Linked DNA regions of Homo sapiens: region 1 is linked to region 2. A link is a loop called in an ENCODE intact Hi-C map of the cell type or tissue named here. Cell type or tissue: CD14-positive monocyte. All regions are shown on one strand. Each heading gives the region's core, and the rest is flanking DNA. Links, peaks and the distances in the headings are about the cores only.

Region 1 (16,053 bases), core at 5,551-8,050, 1.9 Mb after region 2:
TAGAGGCTCTCGCTTTGAGAAACACAGCCCTGTGGCTTTGTTTCACTTACCCTAGAATGTTTGCTCCTTTGCAGAGCATCTCCTAATGACCGGAAGGCAGTGTCTGCTGTGTAAATGCATCTTTTTTGAGTTTCCAGATACTCTTCTCAAACCCAACAGTGCCCGGTACGGAGACAGCATGCATCCAGCAATTGTTGAATGAGAGTTCACATAACATAGGTACTTTGTCTGCCTTTCTCTTCTCTAACCATTTTTATTTAAAATCTACCACTTTTTTAAAAAAAATCTTTTAAAAAAACCATTTTTATTTAAAATCTAGAACAGGAAACTGGGGTGTACCGTCCCAGCCGAGCCACACCCGATGGCCTACCTGTGGCCTGAGAACTGTCTGTGATTGGTGTGCTGTGGAGCAGACACATTCCACCTATGAACAGCCTGCTGCATGGCTCCATGCTATTTTGATGTGGGTAAAAGTAAAAGCAGTGTTTGAAAGGGTGCACAACCCCTGTCTCCGGCCACCTTTCCTGTCCGTGAGCGCAGACACGGTGCACAGGGACACAGGCACCCTGCGCTGCTGCTGCGGAGTCCCAACGCCCCATCAAGTGCTGAGTCGACAAGCATCAGAAGGACCCTCCTGGGCACCACTCTTCTGCTGGACTCCAGGGACACAGAGAGAAAATGACCAGGAGTATCACTTGAACCCAGGAGGCAGAGGTTGCAGTGAGCTGAGATCGCACCACTGCACTCTATCCTGGGTGACACAGTGAGACTCTGTCAATCAAAAAAAAAAAGAGAAAGAAAGAGAGAGAGAGAAAGAAGAAGGAAAGAAAGAAAGAAAAGAAGAAAGAAGGAAGAAATAGAAAGAGAGAGAAGGAAGAAATAGAAAGAGAGAGAAAGAAGAAAGAAAAAAGAAGGAAGGAAAGAGAAAGAAAAAGAAAGAAAGAGAAAGAAAAAGAAAGAAAGAAAGAAAGAAAGAGAAAGAAAGAAAGAAAGAAAAAGAAAGAAAGAAAGAAAGAAAGAAAGAAAGAAAGAAAGAAAGAAAGAAAGAAAGACAGACAAACGAAAGAGAGAGAGCAAGGGAGGGAGGGAGGGAGGGAGGAAGGAAGTGGGGGGGAGAGAGAGGGGGGAGGGAGGGAGGGAGGAAAGAAGTGGGGGGACAGAGAGAGAGAGGGAGGGAGGGAGGGAGGGAGGAAGGAAGTGGGGGGGGAGAGAGAGAGAGAGAGAGAAAGTGAGCAGCACCTGCGCACTTAGGCTTGCAATTGTAGGGCATGGAGGACTCCAGGCCATGGAGTGACAGTGCTGCAGGGTGGGGCCCGCAAGGGTGTGCTGGGTGCCTGGGTCCACGGAGGAGTCTCCCCTGGAGATGAGACTTCAGCTGCATCTAGACGCACGTGGCCTCCATGACAAGGCTCCTCAAGAGAACTTCCTGAGGCTGGGCCTTCACAGTGTGCTTGAGAAACACCCTCGCTCCTGTTGATCCCAGCTCTCTGGGGCCCTCCTCTGTGAATGACATCCTCACAGAGGGGACTCTGTGCTCTGGCACCTCCTGCACTCAGGGACCCCTTCCCTGGCACCACCCTCACGGCTGCTCCCCTTGGCCAGCCTCCTCCGCCACCATAACGCAGACCAGGAGGGGAGCAAGCGATCCCTCATCCTTCCTTCAATCAGCAGGGTCTTGTGGTGGGCTCTGGAGCCACCTTAAAAGCAGTCCCCTGGGCCGGGCGCGGTGGCTCACGCCTGTAATCCCAGCACTTTGGGAGGCCAAGGTGGGCGGATCACGAGGTCAGGAGATCGAGACCATCCTGGCTAACATGGTGAAACCCCGTCTCTACTAAAAATACAAAAAATTAGCCGGGCGCGGTGGCGGGCGCCTGTAGTCCCAGCTACTCGGGAGTCTGAGGCAGGAGAATGGCGTGAACCCGGGAGGCGGAGCTTGCAGGGAGCCGAGATCGCGCCACCGCACTCCAGCCTGGGCGACAGAGAGAGACTCAGTCTCAAAAAAAAAAAATTATAATAATAAATAAATAAAAAATAAAAAAAGCAGTCCCCTGTTACCTGGGGAATGGACCGGGGCTTATAGATGCCAAAGAACTCTCCAGGGTCCACAGCCAGCGCACCAGCAATCTGCTCTCACCCACCACTCGCTTGCTCAACAGACATTTGTGGCTGCCAATGGGCCGGGGGCTGTTTGGGGGTATATTCAGCTCTGGGCCTGCCCTCAGGGCACTTAGATTTTAGAGAAAGAGGGTGCGGACAGAGACTGGACAAACCAAAACATAAAGTGCCTGGCATACATTGAAAAGGGGGCCATGGGATAGAGAGCAGCTGGGGAGGCACGGACAAGGGGCATGAGGAGGGTCCCTGGCAGGCAAGGAGGAAGGCCCTGGGGGAGACCGAGGGGGGAGCAAAGTCCCTGAAGGGACAAGCCCTCGCGCCCCTTCCCAGGGCCAGCACAGGGACCTTCAGGTTACACCCTATGCAGAAGATGGTGAAAAATACATCAACTCTTCCCATTCCCATTCCCATTCCCACGGGCAACTTGACAGTACAAGCTTCTGCCATGCCACAATATTGGCTCCTTTCTGGTAGTTGGTACGGAATTAACCCCCTTGTGTTAATTCAGATAGATCAAAAATGCACATTTAACAAAATGAAGGACACCAAAAAAAAAAAAAAAAGAATCTGCCTTCTTTCTTAGAGTTCTGTTTGAAAGAACGATCATCTTACTGAGAGAATCTGAGAGCTGGAAATGTATGGAAAATCTCTATTGAAAAAGGACTGAAATGGAACCTGTGAGGAATAATTGTTCAAGAAGAAATGTGAGCTTTTCCCTCCGGCCATGGATGTTTCTGAATTGGCCCTGCAAAAAGGCCATCCGTCAGAGCCGGCTAGGTGAAATGAATCCTTCCCAAGCTGCGGTAATCCCATCAAAGGGGAAGAAGGTGGGAAGGAACGAGGCGAATCCTTCCCCTTAGAGGTTAGGGAAGGAAGTCCTTTGCTCAGAATACAAACAAGTTTCCAGTGTAAGAAGGATTAAGCACGACTCTATTAACCTAATGCCTGCGCTGAGCACCAGCAGCTGCCCCACTCAGTACCAGAAAGCCTGGCAAAGCCTTTGGGAATATTTTGTTTGGGGAGATTTCCAGCTTCATGAGATTCTTCCTGATTGCTTTCTTTTAAAAAATGAATTAATTACAAAATGAGAAGTGCATGTAGTCTTGACTCCATCCACCCTCCAGAGGGGCCGAATGGAGGTTCCCCCTGGAGCCCGTGACAATCAATATCTAATCAAAACTCGTTATAAGAATAAATTAGCAAGCAACTCCTAAGCGCTTCCTGTTAGCTGGTGGTGGTTGTTCTTTTCTTTAAAGTTCAATAAAACAATTAACTTTTACATCTCAATCTAAAAGCCCCACTGCCAGGGAGCTTGTTTTTCAAAGGCGATGAACTGAGTGGGAACTCACTAGATGGAGAGAGAAATGAATCCCTCCCACCAGGGCAAAGCTGACAGCCAGAGGCAGGGCTGCTGCCGCCTTGCAAGACACACCTGGGCCTGCGCGCAGATGGCTTCGTTGGCCTGCGAATGCTTCAGATGAGGCAGACCTAAGGTCCCATTTTGGATACTGTTCATAAGGACACAGAAGAAAGAAGTTTGTATAAATGTCACTCTCTGAGACAGGTGAAGAGAACATTCAAAACCCAGGACAAGCACCAGACCAGGCGTTCAGCTCATGCGTTGTTTTTCAAGTTAATTACAAATGTGGTCCATAAACCCCCACTGCTGACTTGGGGGCCACTTCCTTTCCTTTTCTGGCCACAAGACAACAGTGGGACTTGGCTAGGAGGAGGGACCAGCCTCCCCTGGGTGGGAGGTCACTTGTCTCAGGGTGGGGGGCCCATAGTGAAAGACCAAGAGGGACAGCCAGGGCCTCCAGAGCGGCCACCCCAGGCAGCACCCCATGGGCTGCGACTAGCAGTGAAGCTCGGGTCCAACCGTGGAGAAGGAGGGAGAGGCAGGGTGCCAGGAAGGCCACCTGGGCAAAGTGCTGGGCGGCTCGGGCCAGAGGAGGCCAAGGCAGAGGGATGGGTCTGGGCCCGAGAGGTCAGGTGAGGTGGAGCTGGCACTGCCTGGGGAGAGGCTGTGACTGGGAGGCCCCTGGAGCCTTGTGCAGGAGCAGCGTCTGCGGGAAGGGCAGCTGAAAGCAGGAGCACATCGGGTGCCACCCAGTGGGGTGGAACAGCAGAGAAGAAGGCAGGTGCCCCAGGCAACTCCTTGATGTGTTTGCCTTGAGGAGGGGCCCAGAGGATGCTTCATGGGGACAAGAGGTGCCAGTAGAGGGGAGAGGCTGTGGTTTTAGGGAAGAGGACAAGAGGAGGGAGGTCAGAGAGATTGGGGTTGGCCTGGAGTTCTAGGGACCGCTCGTCTTTTCAAGACTTTTCTGACTAGACCTTCTGGAGAACTTTTTATAATTTCCACTTAGAGTTTTTCCAGAGGAGGAACAAGAGGCTTTGATGGGGACATCCAAGAACTGGTGTGACCTGGGGGATGGCGCTGTGCCTGGCAGAAGCTGTGCCCCAGGGGAAGGAGGCAGGCCCTAGTCCCCAGACTCCCCTCTTCTGCAGCTAGAAGGAGGATGGCAGGGCCAGGCAGGACACAGAGAAGAGCCAGCAGGGCCCATCCCCTCTAGGTGAGCGGGATCTCCGGGCCCCCAGGAAATGGGAGCATCCAAAGCAGCATTGACCACAAGGGGCAGGGAGGAGAGGCTGGAAAGGAGGTCTGTGCATAACGCCTCCGATTCCTGGTAGAACCTCACAACAGCTCGTTGACGGCGGGTCGGTGAGCATTTAAAGAGCAGCAGATTCTCATTCAGAGGCAGTGTGGTTCCATGGAAAGCAAAGCATTTCAGTGATGCGTGCTTAATTCAATCAGCTTACTTTACGCAAAAAGGATCCAGTGCCAGGAGTCCCCGGCCTGTCATGAAGGGTGGGGACAACGGTGTCCAAGAGCCACAAATAAAATGCCAAGGGAATGCTGTGACGGGGGCCCTGGAGGGCTTTGTGGAGGAGGTTGAAAGATTCTCAGAGCCTTCAACAATGCTCTGTGGAAGAATTTGGGAGGTTACATTGAAATGGTAGGTGGGCGAGGCTGGGGGAAAAAGGGAAGATTTCCAACACTTTGGATCTACAAGGACACAACAGGTTTTGTTTTTTTAAATGGCTGTGGCTAAAATCAGCTTCCTGGTAGCATCATAAATGGGGATGGAAACCCTCATAAGCCTGGTGTCAGTGGTGGTGGCACCTTGGTGAGCAGGTGACCAAATGGCCTGAGTGGTGACGTTAATCTACCTGTTCACTGGCTGTTGCCAAAGCGAGGCCTATTGGGACAGGTTTGCATTTCTTCTTGGCTTCTAAGACCAGGTTATGACAGACATCCTACAATGCAGGAGGAGCTGGACAGGAGGACAACATCACACCTGGCCCTGCCATCCTCCATCTCCAGAAGCCATGGTCCAGCAGGGAGATGCACGACTCATGGTCTTCCACGCTGAGTGGAAAAGCCATGGCAACGCGGGCACTGCCAGGGGTTTCAGGGTGCTCTGCATCTGTTTCTTAAATAAGACTGTCTTGTTAATCCTGAACATTCCAGCTGCTTTTGTCACAGTGTCCCCGGACAAGAGGGAGCCTGAGAGAGACTTAGAGATCAGGAGAAGCAAACCGGCCCACAAGTGTGATGGATGCTGTGTCAGAGTGTCTAGGATCCAGGAGCCCCGCTCTCCCCTTAGAGACGGATGCAGTTCCGTGCACACAGGCCCTCTTTCCTGTGTAGGGGAGGGGCATGCTGTCTGCACATGGCATGCTCCCTCCTGCCCAGGGAAGCCAACTGCCATATTAGCAAAGATGGTTTGAAAATGAACAAGAATCCCAACTTAAAATATATATATATATGCAGTCATTCCTTGGTATCCGAGGGGGATTGGTTCCAAGACCCCCATGGTAACAAAATCTGCAGATGCTCAAGTCCCTGATATAAAATAGTGTCGTATTTGCATAGAACTTACACAATCCTCTTGTGTACTTTAAATCATCTCTAGATTACTTATATATATCTAATACAATGCAAATGCCAAGTAAATGGTTGTTATACTGTCTTTTTAGAATTGGTATTATTTTTCATTGTTGTATTGTGATTTTTATTGTTTTTTAAAGTATTTTTTATCCTGGCAGGGTGCAGTGGCTTACGCCTATAATCCCAGCATTTTGGGAGGCTGGGTCACTAGACCCTAGGAGTTGGAGACTAGCCTGGGAGACAAAGTAAGACCCCATCTCTACAAAAAAAAAAAAAAAACGCTGGATGTGGGGTCGGGCACCAGTGACCTCAGCTACACGGGAGGCTGAGTCAGGAGGATTGCATGACCCAGAGGTCTAGGATGCAGTAAGCCGTGATCACACCACTGCACTCCAGCCTGGGTGACAGAACAAAACCCGTCAAAAAAAACAAAAAACAAAAAAAAACAAAGAAACATAAAACTGTTTTTTAATCCGAAGTTGGCTGAATCCATGGAACCCACAGGTGTGTAGAAGGACATCTCCCACAATGTTAAGTCATCACTTACCAGTGTCAGCTTCCTGATGTGGCTAAGTTTAGACACACACGCGGGCTCGCACGAAAGATCCTAATGTCGAATAAATTGGGGGGAAAAATCAGTTCAGCTAGATGGACAGATTCCTGGAAGTCTTAGTGTGCACACATGTGCTGTGCCTGTGCAGGAGGGCAGTGGGGAAGGCAGAGCCCCGTGTGAAGGGACATCTTTGACAACAAGAGCATTTCCAAAACCACCGGGGAAGTATGCATGTGCAGCAGGTGGGTTTCAGTTCCCTCCAGCGTCTCACATGCTGGAACGGTCTCTCCATCAGCTCTGACCCAGGCCCAGAGGCCTGACACTCCTGCTGAGTGCTCAGGTCCTGGTGGCACAAGCCTTCCCCAGTCCTGCAGCCTTCGGGAAGCGGCGGTGCCCAGGGCGCAGAGCTCTGGCGTTGCACTCATGGGCTTATGCTGCCCTCTAGTGCTGTGCTCTTGAAATAGCTGTGTGGCTTTGCCACTTAAAGCTGATGCGGAATCTAGGGCCTCGTGGGCCCTCTAAAGAAACTGCCTCATTGCATCAAAATCAATGCCCTGCTCTTCTAACAGACGCTCTCTAATGCCCTGTAATGAAACCCATACAGATGATCACCTATCTATGCTCCAAATCGCAAAAGATAAACATAATGTCTTAACTTTAATATAAAGTGGAAGTATAAGAACTTAAAGAAAAGTAGCTTTTATAGCATGGAACTTGTCTTGCAATGAGCTTGACCTACACTCACCAGAAGCAATTTCTTAAATACCCACTCAGAGGTGACACTGCTTCCGCTGAGAAACGCTCGTGGAAGGTCGGGCTGGCCAGCCTTGCTGTAAAGGGCCAGGTGGTGCATACGCATGGCTTTGTGGGCCATAAGCTCCCAGCCACACCTACACAGCCCTGTCATTGTGACGCAAAGGCAGCTGCAGACAGCAGCAAGTGAATGGGCATGGCCACATTCCAACAAAACATCATTTGCAAAAAGAGGCAGTTGGCTAGATTTGGCCCAGAGGTTAATGATTTGTGGATCCCTGGTCTAGAGCATCCCCTTCGGTTTACAGATTGGGAAACTGAGGCTCAGCGTAGAGGAGGGGATAGTGGTCACGACTAGGAAATTAGACCCTGAGCCAAGTCCACTGGCTCCAGCCCATCCATCCCAGCTCTTTGGCCGGAGCTCTGCGGGCTGTGACTCAGGTGGTCTCTCCTCAGGTGTACGGGGGAGGTTTGGTGACCCCAGGGATGATCCCAGGGAAAGGAAGGTCTGTGTTGGGCTTTCTCTGACAACGGCAGTTCCCTCCCATGCCCCCCGTCCTCCCCAGCTCTGATTCATTCATTCACTCAGGTCTCCACTGAGTACCAACCTGTGTCTGCCCACCCTGCAGTCATTCCTCCTGGCCAAGCAGCCTGTGCTGATCACAGCTCCCAACCCCTAGAAAATGAAAATAAAGATATGCAAATTACATCATTAGATTCAACAGGCAGACACTCGGTCAAATGGCTCTAAAAGTGTCTTGGCTCTCAGTTCCTCTTCTTGCTGCATGGTGGGATAGCAGATCCCGTGATGGGCTCCAGCACTAGCTCCAGGGCGGCCAGGCTGGCTCGTGGCCTCATGGAGGTGGGGACCAGGCAAGCTGGGGCTTGGTAAGGCTCCTGGCAACCCAGGGCCCATGGGGTGGCCGAAAGGGCTGTGCTTGTGTGTGTCCTTGTCCTCAAAGTCACTCACTGTAGCATCCCCTTGTCCCCACAGGCCCCTCTTCCCCGCAGGAACTCTCAGGATGGGCCGCCCCTGCACCACTGGGCTGAGAGGACCAGAGCCCAGGAACTGTCTGTGGTTCCAGGGTTGGGGAAGCTTCCAGTCATATGGGAGCTCATAAGGCCAGGACCCATCTCTTCAGCTAGGCTAGGAGGCCAGTCTGGTCCCAACCTCCTGGCTCCTTACACTGTCCTCATCCTGGGGGCCCAGGCTAACAACCGGAGTCAGATCCTGGAAGGAGGGTGTCTACTGGGGGTCTAGAGGCATGGAGATGGCTCCTGCAGGGGCTGGAGCTGGCTGAGGTCAAGGGTTCCCTCGGGGCCAGGGAACAAGCACCTTCTACTAGCCTCTTGGGGACCTGGAAATAGCAGACCAGGGCCCACAGACCTGGGCACTTGTCTGGCCCCCTGGATTTAGCCCCATGGTAAGTTGGGGAGGCTGAGGATTCACTTTTGTATCCTATTGCTGATGGAGCCTGTCAGACAGACACAGCAGGGATCTGTGATGGCCGCGCTCCAGAAACCCAGGAGCAGGTCTCGGGGCTCTTTGAGAGGCCCTGTGGTGAAGCCAGGCTGGGATCATGAATCAGCCGGGACAGGCAGGGAGGATCTGGGATTCTGGAGCAGGAGTAGTGGCCTAGAACAGGAGGGGGCCCAGCAAGCCCAGGTCCAGGCCCCACATTTGACAGAAGGAAGCAACGCTGCCCCCCAGGGGAGCGGCCTCCAGAATTTCAGGAAGCGTCAGTGTGTTTGTCTGCTTGGGCTGCCTTAGCAAAGGTCACAACCTGGGAGGCTCCAAGCAACAAAAGTTTACTTTGTCACAGTCACGAAGACCAGAAGTCCCAATCCAAGGCATCCGCAGGGCCATGCTCCCTCCGAAGCCTCTGGGGGTGAAGTCTTCCTTCCCCCTCGGGCCAAGCCCCGGTGCTGCTTGGCTGGAGGGGCATCGCTGCACTCTGCCTCGTCTTCACACACCTCTTCCTCCCAATGTCTGTCTTCACTCAGCACTCTCCTCTATATGCGTCTTCATGTCCAAATCTCCTTCCTCTTATGCAGACACCATCACATTGAATTGGGGGTCCACCCTACTCCAATATGATCCCATCTTAACTCGACTAATTATATCTGCAATGACCCTGTTTCCAAATAGGGTCACATTGACAGGTGCCAGGGATTGGGGCTTCACCATTCCCTTCTAGGGGATGTCATTCAGCCCACACCAGCACAGCACTCCCCAGGTTCCCCTGAGTGGGGCAGGCGTTCCCCGGCCTCAGGCTCATCTGTGGAACACAGGCCCTGGGACACACCAGCTAACTCAAGAGTCTCTTCCTGGACAAATATACAAGGGTAGGCCGGGCATGGTGGCTCATGCCTGTAATCCCAGCACTTTGGGAGGCTGAGGCGGGCAGATTGCCTGAACTCAGGAGTTCGAGACCAGCCGGGGCAACACAGCAAAACCCCATCTCTACAAAAAATACAAAAGTTAGCCAGGCATGGTGGTGCGCGCCTGTAGACCCAGCCACTTGAGGGGCTGAGGCAGGAGGATGACTTGAGCCCAAGAGGTTGAGGCTGCAGTGAGCTGACATGGTGCCACTGCATTTCAGCCTGAGTGACAGAGCAAGGCCCTGTCTACAAGAGTTCTCTAAAACCTACTAATTCTCACTGTTATGGGCAGGCTTCCAAAAAGAAGCAAGTCAACATCTGTTCATAGGTAACATGGCACTGAAGGCAAAGGCCATCTCTCATTCACCTTTGTGTCTCCCATGGTGCCTTGCAGATGCTGGTGGGCCAGTGGCTCACCCCAGAGGCCCTGCAGGTGCTTTTTAAAGGAGTAGTGCCCAGGGTGGGAGTAGTCTGAGACTCCCCATGGATGGGCTTCTAGAGTAATCTATCTGTTTACTCATCCCTGTTTCTGAGGCAAATGTTTCTCCCTCAACGAAGGTTCTTTTTCTACCATGATGGACTTTCTGAAATGCAAAGCCTCTTCATACCTCTGGTTTTCATCCTTTGTCGACAAAAGAGGTAAAATTTTCAAGACTTGTTGGAAAACTTGTGCCATTTGCAGATGAAGGAGGTGAGAATTAGTTGAGTTCTTAAGAAATCTAGATTTCTGCTCAAGCTCTTCAGAATAGTAATTCTTTACCTTTTAAACAAGATTTATAAAATTACTTTAGAACTGTAAAAATGTTTCTGAGAAAACACCAGAGGTGTTTTTAGATTTCTGTGTGTAATACATTCACCATTAATGTTATTCACAATGTTCTTTTTGGCACAGTATTCTCAGATTAATGCGATTATTTGTGAGGTTTAGCCACAGAACCTTGTTGGAAAACTAGACAGAGGATGAAAAAAGGGCTTCATAACACAAAGGTGAGACAACAGCATCCAGCCACAGTTGGCTGGAGTCAGTCTGGCTTTTAGACCTTGGGTGGCTCAATTTTTTATTTTCCTGGACCTTGGTTTGCTCATCTGTCCAATGGACATAGCAGCAGTACAGCCTTACAGGGCTCATATGGTGGTTAAATGAGAAACACAAGAAAGACACTTAGTGGCGTATGGAACAGCATTCTAACCACAGACTTCAAGGTCAAAATCCAGGATAGTGAAGGCCTTGGCAAGGGTGGAAGGGGATGGAACCAAGAAGGGGTAGGAACTCGACTTCCACGTATTCGGTAATCTTGATTTCCTTTTTCTCCCTCTCTCTTTTTTTTTTGAAATGGAGTCTCACTCTACTGACCAGGCTGGAGTGCAATGGCATGATCTTGGCTCACTGCAACCTCTGCTCCTGGGTTCAAGTGATTCTCCTGCCTCAGCCTCCCAAGGAGCTGGGACTACAGGCGTGCACCACCACGCTTGGCCAATTTTTGTATTTTTAGTAGAGGCGGGGTTTCGCCATGTTGGCCAGGCTGGTCTCAAACTCCTGACCTTGGGTGATCGACCCACTTCAGCCTCCCAAAGTGCTGGGATTACAGGCATGAGCCACTGCACCTGGCCAGACTTCTTTTATGTAAAAAAATAAAATAAATAAGAGGAGATGGTTAAAAATACAAATACAAATAAATAAGAGGAGATGGTAAAAATGCAAAATTACATCTGTAATCCCAGCACTTTGGGAGGCTGAGGTGGGCAGATCATCTGAGCCCAGGAGCTGAAGACTGGCCTGGGCAACATGGTGAAACCTCATCTCTACAAAAAATAGAAAAATTCTCTGGGTATGGTGGCACACGCCTGTAGTCTCAGCTACTCAGGAGGATGAGGTAGGAGGATCACTTTAGCCCAGGAGGTTGAGGCTGCAGTAAGTCAAGATTGCACCACTGCACTTCAGCCTGGACAACACAACAACAACAAAACAAATTTCAGTTAGACCGGAAGCTAAGTTCAGGAGCTCCACTGTGCTACATGGTGACTGTAGTTAATAACAATGTATTATATTCTTAAAAACTGCTGAGAGAGTACATTTTAAATGTTCTCACCATAAAAATAACCAGCATGTAAGGTAATGCATATGTTAATTAGCTTAATTTAGCCATTCCACAATATATATCAAAACATCATGCTCCACACCATAAATATATACAATTTTTATTTAGCAATTAAAAACATACAGGAAGAGAATATAGCAGACTCTTAGGAATGGTTTTATTGAGATGTAATTCACAAACATACGTAATATGTACAATTCAATGGTTTTTAGAGGTTGGTACAAAAGCAATTACAGTTTTTGCCATTAAAAGTAATGGCGGCCAGGTGTGGTGGCTCACACCTGTAATCCTAGCACTTTGGGAGGCTGAGGAGGGCAGATCACTTGAGGTCAGGAGTTTGAAACCAGCCTGGCCAACATGGTGAAATCTCATCTCTACCAAAAATACAAAAAATTAGCTGGATGTGATGGTGGACGCCTGTAATCCCAACTACTTGGGAGGCTGAGACAGGAGAATTGCTTGAACCCAGGAGGTGGCGGTTGCAGTGAGCCGAGATTGCACCATTGCACTCCAGCCTAGGTGACAGAGCAAGACTCTGTCTCAAATAATAATAATGCCAAAAAATGAAATTACTTTTGCATCAACTGAACATATTCATAGATATGTGAAGCTGTTATTACAACTTCAGAACACTTTCATCATCTCAAAAAGAAACTGTAACTTTAGCCATCTCTCCCCCATCTTTCCTTCTCCCCCAAGAGACCACAAATCTACCTTCTATTTTTCCTGATTTCCCTGTTCCACACTTTCATATGGATGGAATCATGGGAATGTGTGCATATGAATGGAACCATGCATTTTGTGGCCTTTAGTGTCTGGCTTCTTTCACCCAGCAGGATGTTCTCAAGTTTCATCCCTGTTGCGGCATGTATCAGCACTACACTCCTTGTTCATTGCTGAATAATATTCCATTGTATAGATAGATCACATTTTGTTTATCCATTTGTCAGTTGACGAACATTTAGGTTGTTTCTGTCTTTTGATTATTATGAATAATGCTGTAAACATTTGTGTATAAGCTTTTGTGTTGAAATGTTTTCAGTTCTCTTGGGTATACACCTGGGGGTGGAATTGTGGGGTGACAGAGTAATTGTTTAATGATTTGAGGGGCTGCCAGACTCTTTTCCAAAGAGGTCGTACCATTCTACATTCCCACCAGCAATGAATAAGGTTCTGATTTCTCCACATCCTCAACCACACTTGCTATTATCTGATGCCTTGATTCCAGCCAGACTCATGAGTGTGACGCAGTATCACTGTGGTTCTGATTTGCAGCTCCCTGGTAACTAATGTCAATGAGCACAGACTTTTAATATTTTAAATTCTGAGTGATGGAAATATGGGCGTTTGGCATATTATTTTCTGTATGCTTACACCTTGCTGAAAAATGTTTTGCTTATTATTTTGCTTAATAAATAGTAAGGAGGCTTAATGAAGGGAGGCTTACCCAAGTGTCTGTCACAGAGTGAGGCCTCAACAAATGATCATGATGCAGTTGGGACAGCAGAGTTAGGTCTGAGCAGCCTTGTCCATGCCCCGGGGCCTGCCCCTTACTCCCTGCCGGGACAGCCAGGGCAATTCTCAACTCAGGGCCCCCAGCTCTGATGGTCCCCTGAGCATCCACCCTCCCAAGACAGAGTGTCATTCACTCGCCGTCCTTGTAGCAATGCCCCAGAAGTCCCCTAGAGCCCTCTCCTGCATAATTACGATTAGCAAGGATTTTAAAATACCCTCCGAGTGCACTCCATTGCCGCCCATGGGTCCCCACAACCTGTGCAGTGCCACAGGCAAGTGAGGAAAGAGGACCCTTTGAAAAGGTCAGCACCAGGAGGGGGCCAGCAAGATGGTCTTCAGCAAGTCCTGTCCTCCTGACCAGACCTCCTGAGTTCCCAGCACTGTCTTGCCACCCCTGTCCCTCAGAGCCTGGTCCAGCCCGACTCTGCACCTGGTTCTTTGCCCTTCCCTTCTCCACAAAGATTCATCTGGAAGTGAGTCTGCTAAGGGGTTGCTCTGGTCATTCATGATCATCTACGGTGCCTTCTGCAACAGACTGAATGCTCATGGTCCCCTAAATTCATGTGAAATCCTGACCCTCAAGGTGATGGTATGAGGAGGTGGAGATTTTGGGAGGTGATTAGGTAATAAAGTCAGAGCCCTCATGAATGGGATCAGTGCCCTTCTAAAAGAGTGCTCCCCCACCCCTCCCCTCGACCCCACCCCACCATGCAAGGACAGGGAGAAGACACCATGCACGAGCCAGGAATCTAGCCCTTACCAGACATCAAATCCACCTGCACATTGACATTGAACTTCCAAGCCTCCAGAAGTGTGAGAAATAAATTTCGGTTTTTTAAAATTTCTGTCTATGGTGCTTTGTTATAGCAGCCCGCATGTCTTCCATGTCACGTGTACCATGAGCCAGTCCTTCCCGTGGACCTTGTGTAACCTCCTAACCACATCCCAAAAACACACTTCTGTTCCCACTCCATTTTACAGATGAGGAAATTGAACCAGCCTTAGGGAAAGCCAAGAGCATCCCTCTGCATCCTCTGGGACATCCTGGGATGCCCTGGGGTCAAAGAAGAGAAGCTGTTGCTACTAGGGGCAGAACCAGGGTTGTACTTGGGGATGTGTGACCCCAAGTCCCAGGTGGTTAAACACCACTCTGCTACTTTCTGTAGAGCAATATCAGTGCCTGACAATGAACTTTTTAAAATGTTTCTTGTTCCTCTTCACAATCTTTATTTCAAAGAATATAAAGAACGGCCTTGGACCCACTACTCAACCTCAGCAGGCGAAGCTTGATATAACATCTGCCATGTCCTCGCCTAAGATGCCTGAAGGAGAAGGTACAAAAGAGCTGGCAGGTACACCAGAGGCCCACAAGATGCCTGCTCCATTTCCCTTCTGAGCTAGCCTCATGGGGAAGACACCTAAGGCCTGGGAGTGCAGACTTCCAGAAGGCAGAGTGAGGAGCTTTACCCAGCACTTTTCCAGTCAGGTAGGAGGTGATATTTTACTTTTGCAGTAGACTGTACACTCATCAGCTCCAAGGGGAGAGAGTTCTCCAGCTTTTCTGCCTTCTCCCAAGTCACCCACATAGGATGGGCCCGTGGCAGCTGCTCATCACAGCCACCTCCTCTGGGGCAGCCTGGACACCAGGCTGTTGCCACTGATGGCAATGCTAAATCTTGCCCCCAAACACTGGCTTTTTATTTACTTTGGTTGAAGGGCAACAAAACATTATTGTGTGGCTGGAATCAGGCAAATTACGAGCACTCTGTACCTACAGTTGGCAACATTCCACCCAGCAGAAGGTCTTGGGTGAGAAAGCGGGATTCTTCCTGGGAGCAGGTGTCTGAGGCGATAAGAAGCCCGCTTATCAATTGGCTTTTCCTGAGTCTCTGGTCTGTATATTCCTGAAATGGAGGCAGAAGCCACAGTGAATGCTCTCATTCAGATCCATGGGGCTAACAAGCTCTTCCATGCAGAAAATTCCTCCCTCTGTCATCACCCTTTTGGCATTAGGGTCCCTTAAAAATTCATGGCTGTGTTTTTCCATTTTATTGAGTCTCCTTTGAAGGTGGCTGTTAGATTTCCTTTCTGCAGAGATTGGGTCTCAGGTAGGGGCAAGGCCTGTGCTATGCAAGCTCTTAGTGCCAATGGCTCAAACAAGTGGCCTTTGAAAAGCTTTATCAATCTTCCTCCTGACTTGGGCAGAGATCATCCCTCCTGAACCTGCATTAAATTGTCAAAAAATGATAAACAGCAGTGGGTGATTTCTGAGGGACCAGGTGGGTCTGGGCTGGCCTGCAGACCGAGGGCATATGCTGTTGACTGTCTGCCTACTGGGGCTTCTCCTCTTCATTCACCACTAGAATCTGTCCTCATCTAAAGGATAAATGTTTCCAAGTGTGGTCCGTTTATTTTCCTCATGCCCCACCACAGTAAGCTCATGCTTTTTACTCCCAAAGACTGGCTGCAGTGCAAAGTGATAGTTAAGAACAAGAAAATTCACTAGAGTTGCCCTTTGCAGATCCTTGTGAAAGATCCAATGTTTAGATCTGAAGTGAGCTCAGGGATCATAACATTCTGTCATGTGAGGAAGAAAATGGAGGCCCAAAGAGGAAGAGTCAAAGCTCAAGGATGCATGGCCAGATATTTGGAAGTCCCGCTGCCTCTTCCTCCCACCCCACTCA
Region 2 (16,053 bases), core at 4,941-7,440:
TTTCCTCAGTTAGGTTTATTCAGCTGTTAATACTTGTGATTGCATTGTAAATTTTTTTTTTTTCCCTGAGACGGAATCTCGCTCTGTCACCCAGGCTGGAGTGCAGTGGAACAATCTCCGCTCACTGCAGTCTCTGCCTCCCAGGTTCAAGCGATTCTCCTACCTCAGCCTCCTGAGTAGCTGGGACTACAGGTGCCTGCCACTATGCCTGGCTAATTTTTGTATTTTTAGTAGAGACGGGGTTTCACCATGTTGGCCAGGCTGTCCTGAAATTCCTGACCTCAGGCAATCCATCTGCCTCAGCCTCCCAAAGTGCTGGGATTACTGGAGTGAGCTACTGTGCCCGGTCATAAAATTATCATATTGCATTATTTAGCTCTGTCAGACCCGTTAGGTTTTTTTTTATGCTGGCTATTCTATCCTTCAGCTTCTATATCATTTTACTGTGATTGTTCTTTTCCTTAGATTTGGTTTCAACATCCTCCTGAATCTCAGTGATCTTTGTTCCTATCCATATTCTGTATTCCAGCCAGTTCTGCCTGGTTACAAACTCTTATTGGAGAACTGGTGTGGCCATTTGGAGGGCGTATGACACTCTGGCCATCTGAGTGTTATCAGAGTTCTTGCTGGTTCTTTCTCATCTGAGTGTGGGTGTTCCTTTAATGTAGATTGAGTACGGTCAACAGACTTCTTTTCTGGATGTTTTCACTGGGCTGATGCTTTATGTAGGGTCTTTATTTGAAGCTTACTTGTTGTCTCTGGTTTCAGAGGGGGGTATGTTAATGAGGTGTTTTTGGTATTGAAGCTTTGGGGTGTGATCCAGTAGGTGGCGCTTAGGTGAATTGGTCAGTTGCTAGACTCTTGTTTGGTTGCGTGGCTCCCCTGTTTCCTCACAGTTTCCGTCATGCTCCCTTTCAGTGCTCTGAAACTGTGTGTTCCTCTCCCACTTGAGTGCTGGCTCTCCTTGGCACTCCTGGGATGCCCACTGCAGCTCTGGGGTGATCTCAGTGTTTATGTTCCTTTCTCAGCTTAGAGGCAGCAGAGGAAGAGATCTTAGCAGGGGTTGTGGCCGGGGGTTATTTGCTTGCTCCACCTCAGAGAGATGTGGGTCAGCAATCACTTGGTGCAGTCAGCCCAAGATGTAGGGTTTGTGCTGTGTGCCCAAGCCAGGGGTTCCCTGTCTGGTGATGAGCCATGCTGGGGAGAGTGGGTGTGGGACCTGTAGGAGACAGACTGGCTGCCTCTCCTTGGGTCGACTGTAGCTTATTGGAGGTGTAGATAAGGTACTCTTAGAGTCTTTGCTCCTTTGTTAGTTTGAAGGTGGCAAGGGCAGTTCCACTGCTGAGATAGTGGCAGAGAGGCTTTCAGTTGCCCCTGGAGGCTCTGTTCGGGGAGTTGCTGAGTTGGTACTGGCTCCACAGCTCTGGCGGGGGTGGCTGGAGGCCCAGGCCTGGAGGACCTGTCCAGTGAGGAGATATGGACAAGTCTGCCCACTTTTCCATAGGGCTGCTGTGGTATGCTTGGGGCCTGCTCCAGTCCCTAGTCACCTCAGATTTTCCAGAACCTGGAGGTGTCACCAGTGAAGGCTGAGAAACAGCAAATATGGCAGCCTGTCCCTCCCTCTGGGAGCTTCGTCCCAGGGAGGTATGGACCTGGTGTCGGCCCAAAGGCACCTGTAGGAAGTGACTGGAGACCCTGGTTGGGAGGTCCCGGCCAGTGAGGAGGAACGGGATTGGGACCCACTTAAAAAAGTGGCCACATTTTGGGAGAGCAGTTGTGCTGTGCTAGGGGTCCGCTTCAGCCCCTGATCGCCTCGGATACTATGAGGCTCAAAGGCTGGAACAGCTAAGGCACCTGAACAGTAAAGATGGTGGCCTACCTCTCCCTCTGGGAGTGCCATCCCAGGGGAAATTCAATGTCCATCTGTCAGATGGACAGCTCGGGCAGGGGTGGCTAGAGGCCCCAGTTGGAAGGTCCTGCCCAGTGAGGGAACGGGATAGGTACCTGCTTAAAGCAGCTGTCCGGCCACGTTTCGGTAGAGCAGCTATGCTGTACTGGGGGATCCCTTCTGCCCTGTGTTGGCTCGGACTCTCCAAAGCCTGAAAGCTAGAATGGCTAAGGTGCCCAAACAGCAAAGCTGGTGGCCTGCCCCTCCCCCTGGGAGCTCCTTCTTAGGGTGGTGCAATGCCGCTACTGGTAGCTGGCTGGAATTCCAAGCCAGTGGGTCTTATCTCGTGAGGTGCAGTGGAAGTGGGGGCTGTTGCTGCTTAGCTGCCTGGATTCATCCTCTTTCCTAAGTGTATGTACAGGAGTCTAACCTCTCACTTTGCCAGAGCTACGGCTACTTTTGCTGGAAAGCCTGAGTAGCTAAGGCTCCAGGGTCTCCACGCGTGCCTGAGCGGCTGCTCTGCCAAGACTCCACGCTGCTCTGTCAGAATGAAGACTGAAGGCACTGGTAGAGAGGGGTTTACGTGGAGAGCTCCTGACCTGAGGTTTGCAAAGATCTGTGGGAGAAGCATGGTTTCTGGGTCGCTCATTCGGTCATTGCTTCTCTGGGCAGGGGAGTATCCCCTGGCTCCGTGCTGACCCCCGGGGGGCCATTGTCCTGTCTTGCTTTTCTTTGTTCTCTGTGGGTCAGGTTGTTTCCTTGATTAGTCCCAGTGCGAGTATCTGGCTGTTTCAGTTGAAGGTGTTGTATTCACTCGCCCCTTCTGTTCCTCTCCGTGAGAGTCAGGTACACCAGCTGCTTCTAGTCAGCCATCTTGGCCACTCACTCTTGTGTGTATTTATGCTCTGATTTCTGCAGAAGTTTCCAGGGGTGGGATGGTGAGACAGGGATATGTGTATTTTTAATTTTAATAGATGCTTCCATATTGCCCTCTAAAAAGGCGATAATTCATATTTCACTACAACTGGCACATGAGAATATCCTCTCCCTATCTTGTGAACTCCAATAGTTATGAAATTTCTTTTTCAGTTTCTGACTGGATATAAAGTTATACCCCATTGTTACCAATTTCTGTGAGCACTAGGGGATGATATGAGCATCTTTCCAGATATTACCTTGGCAATTTGTTTTTGCTCTTTTGTGTGCTGCTCATCTTTTGCTAGGTTTGTTACTAACCTTGGGCCTTTATTCCTGGTTAGTTTCTGAGGGCTGTTTATACAGCATAGGTGTCAACCCTTTGTCATCTATGTTCCACATACTTGGATCAGATAGAGCATTTGTCTCTTGGCTTTGTTAGTCACTGAAGGATTACAGAAGCAAACTGAGTTCCAGCAGGTCAAATACAACCTTATTAGTTTGATATGTTAAGCAGCCCTTTGGAAGGGTCAGTGGGGGTGGTATGATATTGATGGGCATGGTACAATATATGCTTGTTGAAGACTGTGGTAGCTCACACATCAGCTGAATTTTGTATCTCTTTAGCTTTTCAGGGGTTCTTTAAGCAACAGGGAGGTATGCTCATATGTGTGCCTTATGCTCAGAAAAATAGCTCGATCACCAAGCAGCTGTAATCCACTCGACTGGTCTCTCTTCCTTATGGAAACTGGGTCCTGAAGTTCGGTGTCATTCTTTTTTTTAGAAATCATGCCACCCTCAAAGCCTCATCCACCTGTCGTGGGCAAAGTGACTCATCACAGCATTGAATTATACTGGGATCTGGAAAAGAAAGCCAAACGCCAAGGACCTCAAGAGCAGTGGTTCAGGTTCTCGATTGAAGAAGAAGACCCCAAAATGCACACTTATGGTATCATTTATACGTAGGTGCAGTGTTGAATTGCTTGCCACTTTGCCTTACTTCCTGATTAGCTGGAATGATTTCTGTTGTCTCTAAAAAGCCACTGCTTGTTTCAAATTAAAGAATGAGTCAGCATCATTTGTATTCATGCTCTTTTATGAATTACAATTTTTGGAAAATAGGCATTAGCAGTAACTTTGAAATTAAACCTCTGTACCTTTGAGAGCTTCTTTGACTTCTGAAATATTTTAATGATATGTATTTAAAATCCAGAATGTAGAGACAGACTCAAACAATAGCTTGATGCAATTAGGTGAGCTTCCCATCAGGCTGTTGTGTTCACTGACGTGGAATGGCCCCGCATGGTCTACCCTGGCTAGCTTCTCTGATCTCATGTCATACCATTGTCCCCTTGTCAACTCTCTTATACCACGCTGGCTGCCTCTCAGCCTGGACAGGCCAAGCTGGTTCCCATCGCAGGATCTTGCTCGTTGCTGTGGTCTTGAATACATTTCCTTCTGTTTTTATACAGCTGGTTCCTTCACACCATGCCAATCTCAGATGAAACATCCCCCCGCCCCCAGAAGGCCATCTGAAGTAGCCATCCTTTCATGCAGGCCTCCTGTAGCTCAGAACCTTGTTTTGTATGCCACATAGCATTTAGCTCTGTTGGGCTTATTTTACTTGTTTACTTGTTTGCTTAGTTTGTTTACCTTGTTGTTTACTTGTTTACTTCTTGTTCCTTTCCTGCCTCCTCACCCAGTATTAAACTCAGTGAGAGACAAATAAGACTTCTGCCTGCTTAACGCTCTAGCCGGTTCCTTGACAGTGCTGGCTGTTATATAGCAGGCCTTCCAAATGCTTCTGGCATGAACCAATACCACCAGGAGTAATGAAGAAGTCACTTTTGGCCAGGCATGGTGGCTCATGCCTGTAATCTCAGCACTGTGGGAGGCTGAAGTGGGCAGATCCCTTGAACCTGGATGTTCAAGACCAGCCTAGGCAACATAGTGAAATCCCATCTCTACAAAAAATCCAAAAGTTAGCCAGGTGTGGTGGCTTATGCCTGTAGTCCCGGGCTGAGGTGGGAGGATCACTTGAGCCTGGGAGGTCGAGGCTGCAGTGAGCCATGATTGTGCCACTGCACTCCAGCCTGGGTGACAGAGTGAGACCCTGTCTCAAAAAAAAAAAAAAAAAAAGTTATGTTTTTCTTCTTAGTCTTCATATCATCTCTGACTTATTTCTTCCCCTTGATAGATTTACCACTTGAAAAATGCAAAATGACTATTTTGTGATTCAGGAATACCAAAAATGAGATACAAATATGGTTTTTAGTGAAACTTTTAATTTTGAAATAATTATAGATTCATATCCAGTTGTAAGAAAGAGTGATTGTACCTTTTCCCATTTCTCCCCTATGGTAACATCTTTGAAAATAATAGTGCAGTGTCACAGTCAGGATATTGGCATTGATGCAGTCAAGATGCAGAACAGGTTCATCACTTTCCTGGCCTTTTCTCAAGTTTGCATTGTGATAAAAGTGCTGACATGAGAAGATAGATATGTTTATGTGTATGTGTGTATAAATATCTATAAATATGTATATAATCTGTATATGAAAGCTCCAATTTCAACTGTTACTTGAGTGATAATATATCTGATATTTGAGAAATTTCTCTGTACCTTAAGAAAAATCTGAAATGTAGTTGCAATGTAAAAATAGTTCTTGTTCTGACTACTCAAATGTTATTTTAATCATGTCGTTTTACTTATTGAAGGTATGCTTTTTCTATCTAAAAGCATGAATTATGAGAAACATTTCTCTTGAGAAAGAAAAAGACATCTTTCTTTCCCCCATCACCTTAGCACCACAAGCTGTGTTGGGCAGGTGAATGGGGCCATCCTGCATCGTTCTTTCTTCCTTGGCTGTGCCTTTGCTGGGTGGCCAGGTAGGCAGCCTCAGCTAGAGAAACCATAGCTGCGTGTGCTGGCTTCCAGCCTGAGGTGTGTGTCTGTGTTGTCTGCATTCTCCCCAGAGACCTGGTTGCTGTCAGGCTGGAGAACGCACTCTCACTCTGACGACAGCCTGGCATTGTGGGGCTGGCAGTGACATCTGTGGTCCCTGCTCTAAGGACAGTGGGGAAATGCCTGCGTTTCTCACAGAATTACAAGTACAAATCTTGACGCTAGGTGGCAGAATTAGGCTGCATTAATCTTGACCTCTTTTGCTTCCTTATTTCTTTCTCTACATAGCATTAAAACTAGCAAATGCTTTTCTTGTAAAAAGTGGTTATCTAGAATACCTGATGTTTGGATTGTGGATTTAAGAACTTCTTCCTGATTTGTCAGTTTCTGTTCCCATCAGTCATCAGTCTATCTGGAAACAATGATATTGTCTTTGACTTGGGCTTTCCTCCATGGCTTCTCATAGCCAGTCAGTTACTGAGTTCTCCATTTGTAGAATTGCTTCTGTGCTTTCCCTCTTTAGCTGCGTTTTCCCCTGCAGGATGTAGGCTTTATTTCTGTCTAGCTCATTTGTGGATCCCCAGCTCCTACACCTGCCCAGTGTATTTTCTGATGGAAGGAGTTGACTTTATTCCTTTTTTTTTTTTCTCATCATTCTATCTTGCTGGGCTAATTTCCATTTTAATCTTTCTTTTGTCACATTGTCTTTGGTGGGTCCTCCATTGCTTAAAGGATAAAGGCCAAATTCCTTAGACTAACATTTAATGTCTTTCACAGTTTCCCTACACCTGCCTTTCTTGTTGCCTCTTATTTCTCAGCACAAACCCTCCAGTCAGATTTCTTACTGTCCTTTGAATATGCCTTGACGTTTTCTGCATGTGTGTTCAGTTGTTTTCCCTGTTTGGACAGATTTTCCCCTCTCACCCTATTCTTTCTTCTGCCCTGGTCAGATTTTACCTCCACTGAGAAGCTCTCCTTACTACCCTATTGTCTGTGCCCTAAATTCCTGTGATCGTTGCTGCCCATGCCACGCATTCCATTTATTCCATCAGCGTGTATTATTGAGTGTCTGCCGTGTGTCAGACACTGCTCCGGATGCTGGGGATACGGCACTGGGAAAAAATTCCTCCCTCATGATGATGAAGGCAAACAATAAATAAGATACATAAGTAAAAATAGGTAGTCAGCAGGCAATACATACTGAGGGGCAGCAGCATAGGAAAAATTGAGGGCCTGGGGTAGAGGTGGGGAAGTCTTCACCAAGAAGGTAGCTTCTGAGTAGATCTGAAGCAAGGATACCTGGAGCCTTGCAACTATCTGGGGGAAGAACCTTCCAGACATAGCAAAGGGCAGGTGAGAAAGCCTGGCAGTACAAATGTACCTGGCTGGTCCCAGGAGCATTGAGGAACAGAGGGAACAAGGAGGAAAATAATGGGGGCGAGGGCAGCTGGGTCATGAGAGGTCACTGCCTGGGCCTTGAGGGTTATTGGGAGAACTCTGGCTTACTCTGAGAGAGGCGGGGAAAGCCACTGGAGATTGTGAAGCTGAGAAGAGGTGTGATCCGGCTTATGTTTTACGAGGATCCCTCTGGCTGCTGAGTTGGGAACAGGCTGTAGGGAGGCCAGGCAGCAAGCAGCAGGGAGGACTGATGAAGAAGCTTTTGAAACAGTTTAGGTGGGAGACAACACAACAGTGTGGAAAGTGGGAGGATGCAGGATATGCTTTAAAGATGGATTTAAGAACTTGGTGGTGGACCGAATATGGGATGTGAGATACGGGATGTGAGAGAGAGGATGGTCAAGGGATATGTGGTAGCCAGCACAGGCCCAGTGATGCTGCTGGAAGCATCAGCGTCACAGTCTCAGTGGCTTATGGCAGCAGTGATTCCCTCCTACACACCATGCCCACCGTGGGTCGGCCAGGGCTCCATCCTGCATTGTCCTCCTGCCACAGCCCAGGCCATGCGGCAGCCTCTGCGTGAACATTGTCAGTCACTGTAGCAGGGGAGAGAGCATGGCATGCTGTTTCTTGAAGCTTCTGCCCAGAATGACATACTTCACTTCTGTGTATACTTCATTGCTCAAAGCAAGACATGCAGCCATGTCCGAGTTCAACAGGGCGGGGAGGTAGATAGAATCCTTGTGGGAGGGCACCTTGTGTCTCTGAACAACAATCCAGTCTTCCACAGGAGGCACCCAGGGTCTGGCCTGAGCAACTGTAATAACAGAGATGGGGAAGACTGTGGGTGGAGTAGATGCTCAGTTTGAAACTGTCTGACGTCCAAGCCGAGATGTCAGGGAGGGTGTTGGGGATGTCAAGGGCCAGGGAAAGGGTCTGGGTTGGAGAGACAGACTCCAGAGTCATCAGCATGAGGCTGGATTGGAATTCTGGGGGAGGGAGTTTAGAGAAGAAAGGGAAGTCTGGTAACTGAGTCTTGGGGCTTTTCAATATTTATTTAGCTTCTTATGTTTCATATTTGCTCAGCTCTTGCATCAAACATTTGCTTATTGACTGATAACAAAAACAAGGCTATGCTTTAAATTTTTGTAGACTTTCCTCTACTGTGGAAGTCACTCTAAGATTCATTTATTTTTTCAGCTGTCATGTCTAGGTAAAGTTGCGCTTCTCCATGGGTTCAATGAACTGCTCTCATGAGTCCTCCCTGCGCCTGTGTTGTAATCGCTGTAGAGTACCCTGGTGGGCAGTTGTGTCCTGGTCCCTGCTGTGGCTTTTGTCCTCTTTGGAGCCATCTCTAGTGATGCAAGAATCTTCAGCCTTTGACAAGCGTGCTTGGTAACATCTGGTTTCTAACACAGTTGCGTTATTTCCCTTTCCAGGGGTTATGGAGGTGCTGTTTGCTTCAGGGTGACCTTATGATATTTAGCAATACTGAATTTTATTGGGAGCACTTCTGGTTTTATTTTGGTCTAATGCTATGCTAAGTCTTTGACACCTTGCACTGAATTCTGGTGAGGCTTGGCTATTATATTCTCACTGAACTTCTAAAGATCTTTTCAGATGCCACACATTATTGAGGGCTCAGTTTCTATGACTCAAATATCTAAGTATTCATGGACCTATTTTCATTTAACATCAAAATCTACCTACTCATAAGACTACTTTGTGCCAGGCTGATACATTTTAGTTTTAAAAAAATTATTACTTTTTAGCCCTGGCGGTTTTTCTGAATATTTATCTTGGTTTTAGAGCTTTTACTTTTATGGTAAATGTGTTTATATCAATTTTTAACACTTATCTACTTCTCGGTTTCTTGATCGAAAAGTTTCTGTAATGCCATTGGCGTTATTTCTTCATTGTCTTTCCTACAGTTTCTTTTTTGTTGATACATACTATCTCAGTTATCTGCTGCATGACAAACCAGCCCCAGACTTAGTGGTTGACAGCAGAAACAGGCATGTGTTTGCTCATGATCTGTAATTTGGCTAGGGTGTTGATGGCTTGTTTCTGCCCCATGTGGTCTTGGCCGTTGCAGCTCTCTTGGGGCTGGAAGAACCAAATGGCTTCACCCATGTGTGATGCATCAGCTGGGATGGCCAGGACAGCAGGAGACTGGCTGGGCTTTTTCATCTCCTTTGTGGTCTGGATCTTCCACTGACTGTCTTACTAGGTGGCCTCTTTCTCTAACAGGGAAGTTGAGCTTCTCCTCCCTGCTTCCAAGGGAGGAGAAGCAGAAACTTCTGGGCATCTTAAGGCCCAGACCCAGAGCTGTACAGATTCTCTTCTACCACTTCCCATCCTGTTCAAGGGGAGAGGAACTAGACTCTAACTCTGGCAGGGGAGGAACATGTTCCTGCGGGGATGGTGGAGACTGTGGAGGTCAGCTTGACTTCCAGCTCATTTGGCTTCTTTTAGGTGAAGAGAAATGTGTTTCTGGCAAAGATGATGTCAGTTAGGAGACTGAATCCACCAGCACAGAGCAGGGAGGCAGAGACACGTACGTGGTCAGAGGTGCCTCAATGTGCTTAGTCTTTTTCTTGGCTCTGCTGGTGCTACACCCGAGAAGTCATTTAGATTTGGTGTCTGAAGTAACTTTGTGATGCAAAAACAGGATCATTGAACGTTCAGTGTTTGATTTTACCTTGAAATTTCACATTTTAACAAAGGACAGAAACATCAAGTGAAGAAAGTCTTTGTAAATGTTTTTCAGTTTTCAAAAAAAGGTTCTGTTAGATGTTAGAATTATGATGTTAGAGTTGTCTCCAGATTTCACGGAGGCACCTCTTTCCTGGACGTGCCAGACTCTTCTGCGCCCTGACTCACCGCAGTGAGAGTACCTAGACCATGACTTTCCCAGGTGTTGTGTGTTCTTTCAACCCTACTGGGAAGTCCCTTTCTCAGACTGCCTGGGAGACGTCTGCCTGTCTGTCATGGAAGTCCTTTATGCCATTTCTCACTTGACATCAGAGATACCTCAACCAGAGGACACTGTCCTGGCACCTCATTCCCTCTGCCCTGTACCTGTTTCTCAGGTACCTGTTCCTGCCCCATGCCTGTTCCTCAGTGGGGGAATTACTTGTTTGATGGATGAATTTGGCGGAAGGAACTTAGACCTTCTGGCTTCTCCTTTGGGGATACTCCTCCCTCTAGGACAAGTGTTGGGTCTGTTCTTTAGCCACACACTTTGTGCCATGCCTCATCCTTTAGGAGAAAGAATCCAGTGGGGGCTGGGAGTGAGTGGGCAAGGCTGTTTGATGATTAGGTGAGGTGTTAGCTCACCCACCTGATCCAGATCTGAAGTCAGGTTTTCAAGTGTTTATTAGTGATGCTAACTCCAGCACTGTCATTTCACCCTTGCTCAGTTGTCCCTTCTTCACTGTCCTTGACTGCCCCTTTTCTTGGACCCCATCAGTAGGAAGTTGGGGTCAACTCAGTGTTGACAGGTTCATTTTGGCCCTGAGCTGGTTCAGGACTACATCCCAGCCTGTCCCAGCACCTTGCAAATAATGGGCACTAGATACACTTGTTGAGTTGTATGGAATGGAATTGATGTATAAATATTTAGTTGCACATAAACATCCTGGAAAAATTAGTTGTGAATCACAAAGAATGATTCTGGTATCTTTGGAGGATCTATTGAGAATAAAAGTAAAAACTAGAGACAGGAAAAAACAAAAGGAGGAAACAATGGTAACCTTGGCATCTAAGGAGCTATGGAGAATGGTCCAAGGGAGGAGAACAAGAACTGGATTAAGTGTTGAAGCAGGAAAGAAGAAAGAGCTGGAAATGACACACACACACACACACACCCTCTCAAAAACCAAGGCTTTGAGTAGAAGAAAAGAAAAATTTAGAGATAAGATTTGAAAAGGGATACATGGAGTTTAGTCGGATAAGAAGAAAGAATGTTGGCAGAAAAGAGAAATGGGTAACATGGAGGTTTTGGGTAATACTGGGAAATATATACAGCTCTGTCAACTTTTGGAGACCTGATATTGTAGAATGCATGCCAAGTCAAAGCCAGGCTCCTGGGACCTGCCTCACAAGCAGAAGGTGGGGTCTTATCTTAGCACTTGCGCTAGGTCCCAGCATCTTCTGAGCAGGCAGGCATTTCTTGGTGCTGATTTTGCAGACTGCAAATGATGAGACTCAGTACTACTTCCCTCTGGAGGTGTGTGGATTTCCATCGTGAGTCTCTCATCAGATTTCTATCCCAGAAGTGCTCAGCATCCATTTCCCACAAACATTCCTAAGATGAACTTGACCATGGGGCATGATGTTAGCATTGTCTTCTATGTGCTGCCTGAGCTCCCAGCTCTACTGGAAGTTGCTTATGGACTACGAGCAATCTTGCATGTGACTTCTTCAGGTCCTTTCCCTGCAGTGGTATTTTGCCTGCAATAGTTATACAGCCATGTATTAGCCTTGCAGCCCCCATCACTAGATGGCCCCCACTTGAAAATTACAAATATATGATTTGACTGCCTGTCTTATCTTTCAAATATAAAACTTTGTTACTTGAGGGCAAATGTCGTGGTTAACGTGATTATTTCTCCAAAGTACAAAACAGTATGCTGGCTATGTGTCAGGCCCTGGACTAGGCCCTATGGGACAGAGTGCACCTGCTGGATAGGGATGGGGCGCCATGTGGGACTTGTCCTTCATTCTCTCGGAGTTCAGCAAAGCAGGATCCATCGGCTGTGTCCTGGAAATAGAAGGAAAATCACTTCCACCTGCTCTTCTGCTGTCTTATCAGAGAGTGCAGATTAAGCTACCTGGTGTTATCAGCATGTTTGTCTCCTCCTGTCTAGGGGATATGCAACGAAGCATGTTGTTGAAGGTCTGGAACCAAGGACGCTGTACAGATTTCGCCTGAAGGTCACCAGCCCCTCTGGGGAGTGTGAGTACAGCCCACTCGTCTCAGTGTCTACAACCAGTGAGTATTCAGACCGTCCACACTCACCTCTCTCTAGATCAATGGAGATGACAAGCAATTTAGAAAAAATATTCTGCCTCTCGTTTGGCCTTACCAGAAGCAGAAATGATACAATTTTTAAACACTGCAATAATATTTGCTAGTTGGGCCTTGCCATAACTTGTAATGTCAGGGAAGTCTAATTATGCTTTCACAAACTGGGAGAGCTATTTTTGTGCCAGAACTGTCCTGTTAGTAGCCATTCAGCACAAAAGGGTGGAGTCACCTTTCTTAGGAAATGGGCCACAGGGGTGTGGGCTGGGTAAGCCTAAGCGTCCCCACACAGCCAAGCAGGCTGCCTGCCTGAGCGTCCTTGGGCAAGCAGCTCCATTCAGTGTCATATCCATTTTAGACAACCCCAGGGTGTGCGTCTTAACTCGCCACACAAACCCGATTCCTGGGGTCACGGTGAGTGAGGGTGAACGAACAGTGCTGCTGCATCCACGGAGAATCCTGTGAGGGAGAGCCCCACATGGAGACCTCTGAGCCCTTCAGCCGGCTGAGTTTTAAGGTTGTTTCTGAGATTGGTATTTTAAAGCATTTTAAAGATGCTATCTATGTCCAGGGCCATCTCTGAGCAAGAGCCTTGTAAAAATTAGGATGGTCACAAGTGTTCTCCACGGCCCACCCACTGAAAACACAGGCAAGTAATTTTTCAGTTGCACAAAGGAAACCTTCCTTTTGTGAGTAAAGCTCTTTTTCCGTTTTATTCCAGGTAGCATTTGGCTTGGAGGTATGTGCTTTCCATGGCTTTCAACTGTGTCCTTTAGGCATTTCTTCATTACAAGTTTTGTGTAGACTAAAGTTAACTCAGCTTTTGAGTTAACTCAGCTTTTGAGCTGTGGTACCTTCAGTTGCAGACCTGGCATGAGGGGACAGGATCTGAGTTTAGCAAACTGGGAGTTTATCTGTGAAAAACACAATTTCAGAGGAGACTTGTGATATGAAATGGTCAACTCTGGGGATGCAGGTAAAAAAAGAGGGCTCGTTCCTTCATCCGACAGTGTTGAGAACATTTGCTGTAACATGGAAGGTACTTACCTCTGGGGTTCTTAAGAGAAAGCAAAGACAGCAGAACATGAGCTCTGTGTGCTGAAGGAAGGCAGAGGGCATTGCAGGAGAAGGGGCAGGAGGAAGAGGTGGCAAAGGGAGTCAGGCATATGAACAGAGACTCCGGGCAACCCCAGCCAGGATGCCGTCCCAGGCTACCTTTCTGCTCCCTCCCATCCTCTTGCTGTCCCCACCGCCCACAGGCCTCCTGCCACTGCACACTCCCCTACCTCTGCCCTTCTTCCCTGGAGCACTCACTTCATTGCTGTGCTCACTGAGCCTGCTCCATGGGCAAGCATGGCAGGGGCGATTCCTCGTGTGGCTTTCCCCTCCTCTGTCACATGCCTTCCCTCCTCCCCAGGTACAGAGCAGTATTCCCCCACCTCTATGAACACTTCTTGCATCTTAAGTATTTGTCTACCTTTTGGTCTCTCACCTACATTGCGGGCTCCGAAAGGATGGACGATGGGTTGGCCATCTGTAGCTTGTGGGAGTTCCTTAATAAATAAGTCAGTGTGTGTGCCTGTGGCCTGAGCAGGAGTATCGCTTCAGCCAGGAGTTCAAGGCTACAGTGAGCTATGGTGGCACCACTGCACTCTCCAGCCTGGGCAACAGAGCAGGACCCTTTCTTTAAAAAAAGAAGATCCTTGATGGATGGATGGGTAATGAATTAAAGACCAGTGGCAGAATTAAGAGTATGAAAAGAAACACTGATTTTCTCAGGTTGCATTTATGTTTGTTGGAAGATGTATTAGTTTTCCACTGGCCAGTGAGAGTCCACCCGAACCTTCCAGGTGAGGGTGAATATGGTTGGTTCTGCAGCCTTCCATTGTGGGCTTCAGGTGGCCTCTAGCATCCTCTTAATAGCACACCAAAGCCAGGGCAGGGGCTTCTGGCCGTCCTAGCCTGAGTTTACATGGGGTTGGAGTACCATTTGGAGCAATTTTAGGAAGGGCTGTTTATTAGTGTGTTCTCACACTGCTAATAAAGACATACCTGAGGCTGGGTAATTTATTATAAAGGAAAGAAGTTTAATGGACTCACAGTTCCACATGGCTGGGGAGGCCTCACAACCATGGTGGAAGGCAAAGAAGGAGTAAAGGCATGTCTTCCACGGCGGCAGGCAAGAGAGAGCATGTGCAGGGGAATTTCCCTTTATAAAACCATCAGATCTTATGAGACTTATTCACTATCATGAGAACAGCATGGGAAAGCCCCACCCCCATGATTCAGTTACCTCCCACCAGGTCACTCCCATGACACATGTGAATTATGGGAGCTACAATTCAAGATGAGATTTGGGTGGGGACACAGCCAAACTATATCAGGCTGTGCCTGTGGGCCAGATGTGCCTTCTCCCCACTGAGCTGGCTCCAGAGGCAGCCATGGAGAGTTGGTGCAGCGCATTTGTCCTTACAGCGCCATGGCTTCCATGAGTAATTAGATGAGGCCTCCTGCAGGGATGAGTGTGTGGTGGTGACCAGGGGTGTGTGTGTGTGTGTGTGTGTGTGTGTTGGGGGAGTGATCCTGGCCATTTCACTGCCAGATAATAGATAGCATCACTGCCTGCAGCCAGGAAGCCTTCTCAACCTCAGGGGGGCTGTACTGGGTGGTGAGGATCAGGTGTCCTCCTCCTCCTAGCTGGGGCAGGCTCTTGGCTCTGTGGGCTGGCTGCAGCTCCCTTATGCTATTGTGTTATATATTTATAATATCCAAAGCAGATTCTCCTAAGGAGGCAGATCATGCTAAACAAAGAACTAAGAAGGTGCACATGATACAAAATGCTTCTGTGTGGTGGTAATTTGCATTCAGTTTGAGAGTGTTTTAATGAGTCACAGAGGCATGCACTTTGTTTGAATAAAGAATGAACAGCCTTTTTTTTCCCCCCAGGTAAAGTACACAGATTCTTGCTTAAATGAGGCTTACAATTTTAATCAGTTGGGCCCTTATAAAGAAAGAAAAACAGCTGCTACTTGTTAATTGGCAAATATCTTCTCCAATGAGCTCGTGATTTATTCACTGCTTTTAATAAAGACTTAAAATTCCACCAAGAAAGGTGTTAGCACCATATTATAATATCTGCAGGTACATCTGCAACTAAATGACCCTCTTAGAGAACATGAGCGATGGCTTCCTCAAGACCACTCTGCCCTGCTCTGCCCTTCTCCTCGGTGCCCCTGCTCACCTGGCCCTGACTGGTGAGTCCATCTGGCTCACGTGAGCATGGGCTAACATCCTCACCATGGGCAGAATCAGTTTGATAATTGTAATTGCAACACTCAGGGTAAAACACTAGAAAAACCCGCAGAGCAATGGCCGGCCTTTTAAAAATATTCAGTTGCACTTATTGATGGCATTCCCTTGGGCCAGGCCCACAAAGTCTTGAAGGATTCAGGGGTGGGAGGAATGAAACATTCTGTTCACCCTGGAATTTCCTCTCTGTTCCTCAGGACTCCTGCCTATAGTGGGAGTAGAAAGAATTGCTGTGCACTGCAAACAAGGGCCTTTTCATTTCTTTTCTGTTTCTTTGTCAAATTCAGGTAAATGGAGACGTTTTCGTACCTCTGTTGCTTCACACAGGTTTCAGTGTAATCCTCAGTCCCTCCTTTCCCTCTTGGTAGTAGCGTGAGGACGATTAAGGAGTTAACACTGAGAAAGAGCTCTCACACCCTGGAACGATGGTTACTGCTCAGCAAGCAAGGACTGAGGAACAATTATGTCATTCCCCTCTCTTCAGTGAGGTGTCCCTTTGTTCTCAGAGTAAGCTGTGAAGTGCTCTTTACCTCCCGTGGAAGCTGGAATTGGCATTACATTTATTATATCCTAATACTAAAAGCCCTGGTCTTTGCTACAAACGGTCCT

Evidence for each region. Hi-C counts contacts between places; a loop is a spot of excess contacts. Peaks named below come from ENCODE experiments on the same cell type or tissue, not always from the same donor. Only the 100,000 strongest peaks of a DNase experiment are listed, where the experiment ranks them.
Region 1: a loop joins it to region 2, with 5 times the contacts of the local background. A loop is called at or near these places in 27 of 110 quality-filtered maps.

What each region holds. Positions count from the first base shown.
Region 1 is chr10:127,847,113-127,863,165 of GRCh38, forward strand. No RefSeq gene overlaps it. Among named protein-coding and RNA genes, the nearest start is that of CLRN3, 38 kb to the right of the region's middle. RefSeq lists a silencer at 6,978-7,057 and enhancers at 14,495-14,996, 15,422-16,053. In CD14-positive monocyte, for the core only: CTCF peaks have their summits at 7,052 (motif pointing left) and 7,253; a DNase peak (open chromatin) is centred at 7,059; H3K27me3 peaks cover 472 bases.
Region 2 is chr10:125,976,574-125,992,626 of GRCh38, forward strand. FANK1 (fibronectin type III and ankyrin repeat domains 1) reads left to right here. Exons shown (of 11, transcript NM_145235.5): 2 at 3,588-3,765; 3 at 11,978-12,102. Among named protein-coding and RNA genes, the nearest start is that of FANK1-AS1, 11 kb to the left of the region's middle. RefSeq lists a silencer at 5,838-5,887. In CD14-positive monocyte, for the core only: CTCF peaks have their summits at 5,937 (motif pointing right) and 6,143; a DNase peak (open chromatin) is centred at 5,908.